Regions from separate parts of the Homo sapiens genome. Here region 1 is linked to region 2. Evidence: chromatin contacts called from ENCODE Hi-C or POLR2A ChIA-PET data. All regions are on one chromosome and are shown on one strand. Each heading gives the region's core, a stretch centred on a gene start or an enhancer-like site at or near the end of the contact. The rest is flanking DNA. Distances are from core to core; before and after follow the strand shown. Region 1 has its middle 180 kb from the start of LINC01891. Region 2 has its middle 18 kb from the start of SPP2.

Evidence for each region. A loop is a pair of places that touch in the nucleus more often than their neighbours do. ChIA-PET counts read pairs that join two places held with the same protein, here RNA polymerase II (POLR2A). Pooled maps may share reads with other maps.
Region 1: a loop to region 2 is called in a pooled map, with 5 times the contacts of the local background. The contact joins two enhancer-like sites. A Hi-C loop is called at or near these places in 5 of 50 pooled maps. POLR2A ChIA-PET finds 5 or more read pairs at or near these places in 3 of 52 experiments (T-cell, activated naive CD4-positive, alpha-beta T cell and naive thymus-derived CD8-positive, alpha-beta T cell).

The regions. Positions count from the first base shown.
Region 1 is chr2:234,272,319-234,276,471 of GRCh38, reverse strand. No RefSeq gene overlaps it. Among named protein-coding and RNA genes, the nearest start is that of LINC01891, 180 kb to the left of the region's middle. Within about 2 kb of position 2,096, at least 2 of the 41 ENCODE cell types and tissues checked have a DNase peak (open chromatin) inside an H3K27ac peak, as active enhancers do.
Region 2 is chr2:234,030,227-234,034,363 of GRCh38, reverse strand. No RefSeq gene overlaps it. Among named protein-coding and RNA genes, the nearest start is that of SPP2, 18 kb to the left of the region's middle. Within about 2 kb of position 1,728, at least 2 of the 41 ENCODE cell types and tissues checked have a DNase peak (open chromatin) inside an H3K27ac peak, as active enhancers do.

The DNA.
Region 1 (4,153 bases), core at 847-3,346, 240 kb before region 2:
ATAAGATTTTTTAATTCCAAGTTCTTAAAGAAGTAAATAAAAATAAAGCACAGAGTTTACAACAACAACAAAAAACAGAGGAAAAGTGGGGAAGGCAGAATGAGAAAATATATACAAGATTAGAAAAGATCTAGCAAAATACCATGGCAGTAAAAGTGCTTTAATCCTCTTATTGAATTCCATAATTTGTACTCTATTAAAAATCATTAACTAGTTTTCTATAAGAAACCCACTCAAAGAGAAATAGAGAATTAAACTTTTAAAAACCCTGGACCAAAAATGATAATAACAATAATGAGAAAAAGACAGACATTGCAAAATTAATATGCAATTAATGAGACAAAGGGTTTTAGGCAGAAAACATAAACCAGGACACAGAGTCACTTTACAGATAGATTAAAAAGCCATTAATGGCTGAGCTACAACACACAAAATAATCTGTGCACCAAATAACATAGGTGTAAAAATTCAGAAAAATAATTTTTTTTAGTTATACCTGAGTGGGAGACTTTAGTGCTGCTCTAAAGAGCTGTCATCATTCAGTGAAAAATAAAGACCGTATTTGAGCCATAGAGGGAGTGAGGTAAAATAATAGATACATGCTTTCTTACACCTGGTGCTCCATATGGTTTCAAAGTAAATATTCATTTTGTAAGCACTAAACTTTTGCCTGGGAGGTTTGGGCAAAGGGCCATGCAAAAATGAACTCTGATTCTCCTTGGCCTAATCAGTCACACAGTTTCCCTGGCAGGTGCTCTCTCTGGGGTTCATACAGAATTCCCATGGCTTGCTTACCATTCCTCAGGCACTGAGGCAGATAGGATCATGCTGGGACACTCTGATCATGCAGCAGGAGGCGACTGGGATTTGAAAGGACCTTCAGCCACTTCAGAATTTGGTGGCTATTTTTGCAGCAGGTCCAGAGGCTTCCTAAAGCTTCTATGCTAGTGTAATTATCACCAACTTAACTACTTTATATAACCAATCAGTGCCCATAAGGGCCACTGTATGTTTGACCTTGGGGTGAAAATGTGTTTTATTAATTTATGCCTGAACAACTCAGTTGGTCTGGGAGAGTTGGAAATCAATTTTTTTGGGGGTGGGGAGAGTAAAGAAATTGTCTTTTTTTCTTAAAATACACAACATGACATATGAATACATTCTTATAGAAAAAGATTCAAGGATACATAAATACACTGAGCAAGACTCACCTTTCGTTTCTCTGCCTAATCCTATTCATCATCTTATACTTATCCACTGCCAATGTCATGACTTAACACCTTTTCAAGGTCTTTTCTAGACATATACACACACTTAAAAAAAAACTTCATTTTTAGATAATTGTAGGTTTACATGCAGTTGTAAGAAACAAATAGAGAGACCCCAGTTGTTACCCAAATGGTAACATGTTGCCTTTTTTTTTTTTTTTTTTTTTTTTTTTGAGACAGAGTCTCACTTTGTCACCCGGGCTGGAGTGCAACGTCGCAATCTCGGCTCACTCCAACCTCCACCTCCCAGGCTCAAGGGATTATCCTGCCTCAGCCTCCGGAGTAGCTGGGATTACAGGCACCCACCACCATGTCTGGCTAATTTTTTTTTGTATTTTTAGTAGAGACGGGGTTTCAACGTGTTGGTCAAGCTGTCTCGAACTCCTGACTTCAGGTGATCCACCTGCCTTAGCCTCTCAAAATGCTGGGATTACAGGTGTGAGCCACCACGTCTGGCATCTTGCATAATTTTAATACAGCATAACAACCATGAAATTGACAATGACAATGATGGGGCTCAGGGCATATCTCCCCAAAACATGCCTCTTTGGCATAAGGATTATTTTGTGCTGATTATTTTGGGAAAAGGCAGGCACAGGAAAAGCTTTGAAAGCAGAGTTCCTTTTGTAAGGAAATTGATGTCTATAAAGGAAATCTCTATTTGTAAGGGCGTCTCCCTCTGTGCACCAGGAAGAGGAGGATGACTAAATCACTAGAGACTCTAATCAATGGAGAAGACTTAAATTTGATAACAAACCTTACCCTGGGTTTATGGTGCTCTTCCTGGCCATCTCACCTTAACCAGAACTTTGCCCACATCCTCCTATGTTTCAGCGAGTAATGGCATTTAAGCCTGAAGACAACTCTTTGAGATCTACTCTAATTTACTCATCTCTCTGGGTATCTCTTACATATACAGGAGGTATTTGTGTTATTAAACTTGTAACCACCCAGTGGGTTCACCTTGCCTGCTGCCTAGACAGAGTTGATTTATCAAGACAGGGGAATTGCAATAGAGAAAGAGTAATTCACGCAGAGGCGGCTGTGCGGGAGACTGGAGTTTTATTATTACTCAAATCAGTCTCCCAGGGCATTTGGGGATCAGAATTTTTAAGGGCAACTTGGTGGGTGGGGGGAAGCCAGTGAGCCAAGAGTGCTGATTGGTTAGGTAGGAGATGAAATCATGGGAAATTGAAGCTGTCCCCTTGCACTGAGTCGGTTCCTGGGTGGGGGCCACAAGATCGGATAAACCAGTTCATCGATCTGGGCGGGGCCAGCTGGTCCATCAAGTGCTGGGTCTGCAAAATATCTCAAGCCCTGATCTCAGGAGCAGTTTAGGGAGGGTCAGAATCTTGTAGCCTCCAGCTGCATGACTCCTAAACCTTAATTTCTAATCTTGTGGCTAATTTGTTATTCCTACAGAGGCAGTCTAGTCCCCAGGCAAGAAGGTTTGTTCTAGGAAAGGGCTGTTTTTGTCTTTGTTTTAAACTATAAACCAAGTTCCTACCAAAGTTAGTTCAGCCTAAGCCCAGGAAGGAACAAGGACAGCTTAAAGGTTAGAAGTAAGATGGAGTCAGTTAGGTTAGATCTCCTTCATTGTCTCAGTCATAATTTTGCAAAGGCGGTTCCAAACTTGTTTGTTTTTCTCTTGTTAATCTGTCTTCCATCACAGGGAGTTCCGGCTAAGAACTCATGAAGAATGGAGGAAAAAAGTTATTTTCAATGTACCCACTTCCTCAGATTTCTCCAGTTTTATGTGCTCTCTGTTGTGTGTGTGGGTATTTAGTTCCATGCAACTTTATCACATAGGTAGATTTCTTTGACCACCACCAAGGTTGAGGCACACAGCAGTTCCGCACACCTTGTTTAAGCTTTTTATTGAAGTGTGTCAACCTAAAATAACAACAGGCAGAGTGGTTCTGTAAAGAAATTAGTTTACTGAGAAATGGCAGAGGAATTATAATTTGGAATACATGTGCTATAGCAAACTATAGATGCATCTGGGGAAGTTGAGGCTAGGGAAACTTTTAAAGGCAAAGAGGGGAAGTATATGCAGGTTGCTTTGAAGCAAAAGTTCATTGTCTACAGAGGCTTATCACAGGCAGTGATGTGTGTACTGGCCATTTTTAGGAGAGGGTCTTCACAGAAGTGACACTGACTTAGAACTTAAAGTATTATGTGTGTATATGTATATATATATATATATGGCTACTTAAAAGGTTTCAGTTAGGACTGGCTGTTATTGGAAAGGTGCTCTCATAAGAATGACCTTAACTGCAAGGTGTGGTTTGTCCATTCTCTGTGATCGTTCTTGCTATCAGGGAAATATGCATGAAGACCCTCTCTTCAAGGCCTCCCAACTCCATTTTATTAGGGTTTGTCACAAGTGACTCCATTTTGATTCTGAGAATTTTCACAAGTATAATATACATTTAGAAAAGCACCCATATCCTAAGTGGGCAACTAGATGCATTTTCACCAATGGAAATTCACCATGTAACCAGCAAAGAGGTTAAGAAACAAGCACCCGCAGAAGACATTTTCATACTCCTACCAGTCACTATTTGTTAAGGGTAACCACAATCCCACATAGAGCATAACAGCACTGATGAAGTTTTGCCGTTTCTTAAAGTAAAAATAGAATTGTGATATATTCTCTTTTCTCTCAGTATTGACTTCCTTCTGTGAAAGGAAAATAGATCTTGGGACCCCAAACTCACTAAGTCAAAGGGAAGAGTCAAGCTGGGAACCGGGTCATGCAAACCTGCCTCCGATTTTGGTTCCTAGATAAGATGGCCACAAAGATGAAAAGCTACATACCTCCCTCACATTTTACCCACCAGGAAATTCCTGTTGGGCCCCAAGATTCTTACCCTAAAGTGTTT
Region 2 (4,137 bases), core at 479-2,978:
TTTAATTTATCCTATTTGGAGACCACTGGGCTTCTTAAATCTGGATGTGCCTTTTCCTTCTCAATTTTTAAAAAGTTCTGGCCACTATTTTTTTAAATAAGCCTTGTGCTCATTTTTCCTTCTCTTCTGAGACTCACATAATGCATAGCCTTGTTTACTTGATGGTGTTCCATAAGTCCCTTAGACTTTCTTTACTCTTTTGTATTCTTTTTTTCTTCTTGCTCCTCTGACTGGGTAATTTCAAATGATCTGTCTTTGAGTTAGCTTATTCTTCGGCTTGATGACGTCTACTGTTGAACTTCTCTAATGAATTTTTTAGTTCACTTACATTCTTTAGCTCCAAAATTTCTGTTTGTTTCTCATATTTTTTATTTATTTGTTGAGATCCAAATTTTGTTCAAACACTGTTTTCTTGAGCTCACTGAATATTATTATGATGGTTATTTTGAATTCTTTGTTTGGTGTTTTGTATACCTACACTTATTTAGGGCCAATTTCTGTAGATTTATTCTGTTTCTTTGATTAGGCTATATTTTCCAGTTTCTTTATGTTTCTGTAGCTTGGAGTTGATATCTGCAAATCCAAAGGAACAGGCACCTTTCCCATTATTCACAGACTGGCTTCATGCAGGGAAAGACCTTCGCCAATTAGCACAGGTAGAAAATCTGGAGGTCTCTCAAATTTTCTATGGATGTATTTTCTCTTGGCGAGTGTGTGTAAATTTCTAATTAGAAGAATTTGCTTGTTTCTATCTTCATATGCTCATAATCTCTTACTTCCTCTGGTGTCTACCTGCTGTACTCTGGGTCTTCTGTAGCAGCAGCATGTGCTCCAGCTTTTTTTTTTTTCAGTAGTCACCAGGAATCTAGAGTATGTTAGGTCCCATCAGCACCCTGAATTGGATGAGACAGAAATCAGTACTTCAGGCAGCTCTGCAAAATGCCGTGCTCCAACAATTTCTTTCCCCAGGGAGAAATTACCATTTGAGAGTTTTCACCCACTCATTCTCTGCTGAGCCAGGAGGAGGGGCTATTGTAAATGAGTATATACTAGTCCAAACTGTTGCCTTTATTTTCAGTGTCCCTACCAGCCTCGTGCTTCTTCCTGCCAGTGCTTACATTCAGGCAAACAGAAACCAGTCCCTCAGGCAGCCACTCAGAAAGCTGGACCTTTAGACACACGCTTCAATTCCTTACCTCCTAAGGAAGAAGCCAGGAGTTTTGGGTTTTTTTACCCATTTGTTTTGTGCTGTACTGAAGGGAAGAACAAGGCCAAGAAAAGTGCCCTGAATGTTCCTACTGACTTTTATGCAGCTGGTCTCATGCCCATCTCAGATGCAGGAACTTCTTGTTATTTGTTTCTGGGCTTCTCAGAAAGGAAGTTGCCCCATGTATTATTATTAAATCAGTGTGTGCATGGGTAAAAGGAGGGTCTGGATCTTCCAATCCACCATTATGCTAGCATCACTCATAAATTTCTTGAATATTGGTAGTTAGCAATACCAGACAGAAAGAGAGCTCTGGTAAGTTTCACACCAGTAATTACATGCTCTGGCCTGGAGCTCATTGGCTAGACCTAGTCACATGACTTTACCTAATTCAAAGGGAGCAGGAAAGCAAGTCCTGCTATGTACCTTAAAAGTTAAGAACAAAATATCTGTCAGTGAGCACTAATGACAACCACAAAAGGAAATGCGGTATTGCTGTGAAAAATACTTCTGGTCATGATAATACAAACACTGAACAATAACAAAAACTATAATATGACTCTCTTGGGAGGATGAAGGTGGGGTTGGGAACAGGGCATGAAATGACTAAGTCTTTATTCTTTCACCATAGGAAGTCACAAATGCTAAACAATCAAAACTAGCAGTATGAGTCTATTACTTAGAAATAGGAAAAGAAAAAAGAAAAACAAACAGACAAAAGACTTTTAAGTGGTTGCTTCAGCTCTTAGAGTGAAGTGGGGCAAGGATTTACATGAACATTAACACATGTCATCCATCCAGGAAGAAAAGGGAAGAATGCAGTGAGATGCCTTATTAGCTTCCCTGCCACTCAACTCCAGATGCTCAGACTGGGAGCAAATCCTGTATCTGTTTCCACTTTCACAACCAGCAAACATGCACCAGTCATAAGCAAAAAACCTGAAGAACTGAATAATTTTCATTTGAAGGATAATTTGCAAATTTTGATACTTCCAGTAACCAAGTCTGATCCTGTGCTAACCCCTGGAAGCACAATAGCCTTACTATGTGACCAGAATCCAAATATTTTAATACAACACTCTTTCATTTTTAAAATGTAAATCAGTGGACATGTTTATGGGCTCAACCATTGAAAGCACTCCAAAAACTTCTCTAAAAGAGTCTGTGATGCTTTCAAATTATTGGGATTGCTTTGTACCTCTCCAAAATTACTAAGAAGCATGAAGTTATTTTCAACCTGGGAGGATATATACATTTTTAAAGCAGTCATTTTCCAAACATGTGCTATTGAAAAATATAGTGACAAGGGCAGGTCTTGGGGTCAAAAACCACTGTCTTCTGAATGAGGCCCCTAGCCCTTAGTGACTGAAATCATTAAACTCTTTTTATTTGTCTCACGTAGATGTAAATAATGATGACTGCCTTGCTTCTTCTCATCAGATGCACTCAATTGCCTTTATCTTTCTTCTGAAGACTGTCACGAAGGTGTTGGTGGGAGAATACTCAAGACAGGGAAATAAAAAAACTTGTAATTTCACCTCAAGAGAATATTCTGTATTTCAAAGCTAACCTCCTGCTGCCTAATCCTATTTTGCACGTTAGAAACTGAAAATTATGTTGGCCTCCCTGTGTGACTTTGAGACACTTCTAATCTCTGCTCCATTCTCCCACCCTCAGGCAGATGGAGGTCCTGGGCCAACTAGAGGTGATGTCATGTTCTCAAAGAGACAAAAAAGAAATGAGATGAATAATTTCCAAAGTATTCCCCAATTTTGATGCAACCACTTGGATAGTTTTCATGGGCTAAGGACTATGCTGAGCACTCACATCCCCACGGTAACCCAGCAGGAGAAACCAAATGTGACTCCCTTTTTGCAGACAGGAATATGGTGCCCAGATTGCAGGGTTAGTGGTGGAGGCAGGTGCCTGAGCTCTCTGCTGGGTTGTTACACTACCTTCTACTAGGCCACTTGCCATGGCCACAGGGGTGATAAGACTCTCCCTTAGGGACACCACTATAGGTTTGGAGGGATTGGGAGCCAAGGCAAAGCCTAAGTAGGGAGAAGAGGGAAAAGCTTCAACAAGCATTGCAAGGGACTTTCTCTTGCTTTTGACTACAACTCCCTACCTCACCTTCTCCATGGCCAAGTTATTTTGCCCAACCAGACTCAGCTCAGACTCCACCTCCCTTGCACAGTTTAATCCCATGCTCTCTGTCTCCGCTCTAATCCCATGGGTCCTACAGCAGCTCCCTGGGATTTCCTCTATTATCATGCCTTTCACACTGTGTTAATATCTTGAGTTTGTCTTTCTCTCTCACTAGACTGTGGGTTTTTTGAAGGCAGCAGTTAAGTCATTTATTGCAAATAATTCAATAAATGATTGTTGAATGAATAAATAAATGCATAAAGGAATGACTGCGTTCAGAAGAGGAAACTGGAGCTTTGTGACCTGCCCAATTTCACATAACTAGTTATGCCTGTACATATGTAAAAGTTATGTCTCCTAATTTCTGATTCAGGGCTTTTTCTACTATACTTCGCTAAACTCTGGATGTTTTTCCTCTTTAAGAGTCCCCTATAAAGATCAGCTAACACCCTGGGAGAAATTAATGTAACCATTTGAAAGGAAATAGACCATAGATTAAGAACATAGGAGGACATATTAATATTTCTAAATTTTCTGCAATAAACCAGTACTAATAAAAAAAAGAACATAGGAGGAAAAAAATGACAAAATTAGGAGAAAAAGGGAACATTAAAAAGTGAATAAGTAAGAGAGATGGTCAATAAAACCTTTGCTTATTTCGGATTATCATGTAGGGGTGATCTCAGGAATGTAGTTTGTCAATGCATAAGGAAAAACAGGGACTTATACTCAAGACATTCACATGTTTTATTTCTGCACATCTCGATACTAAAGTCTAAGAA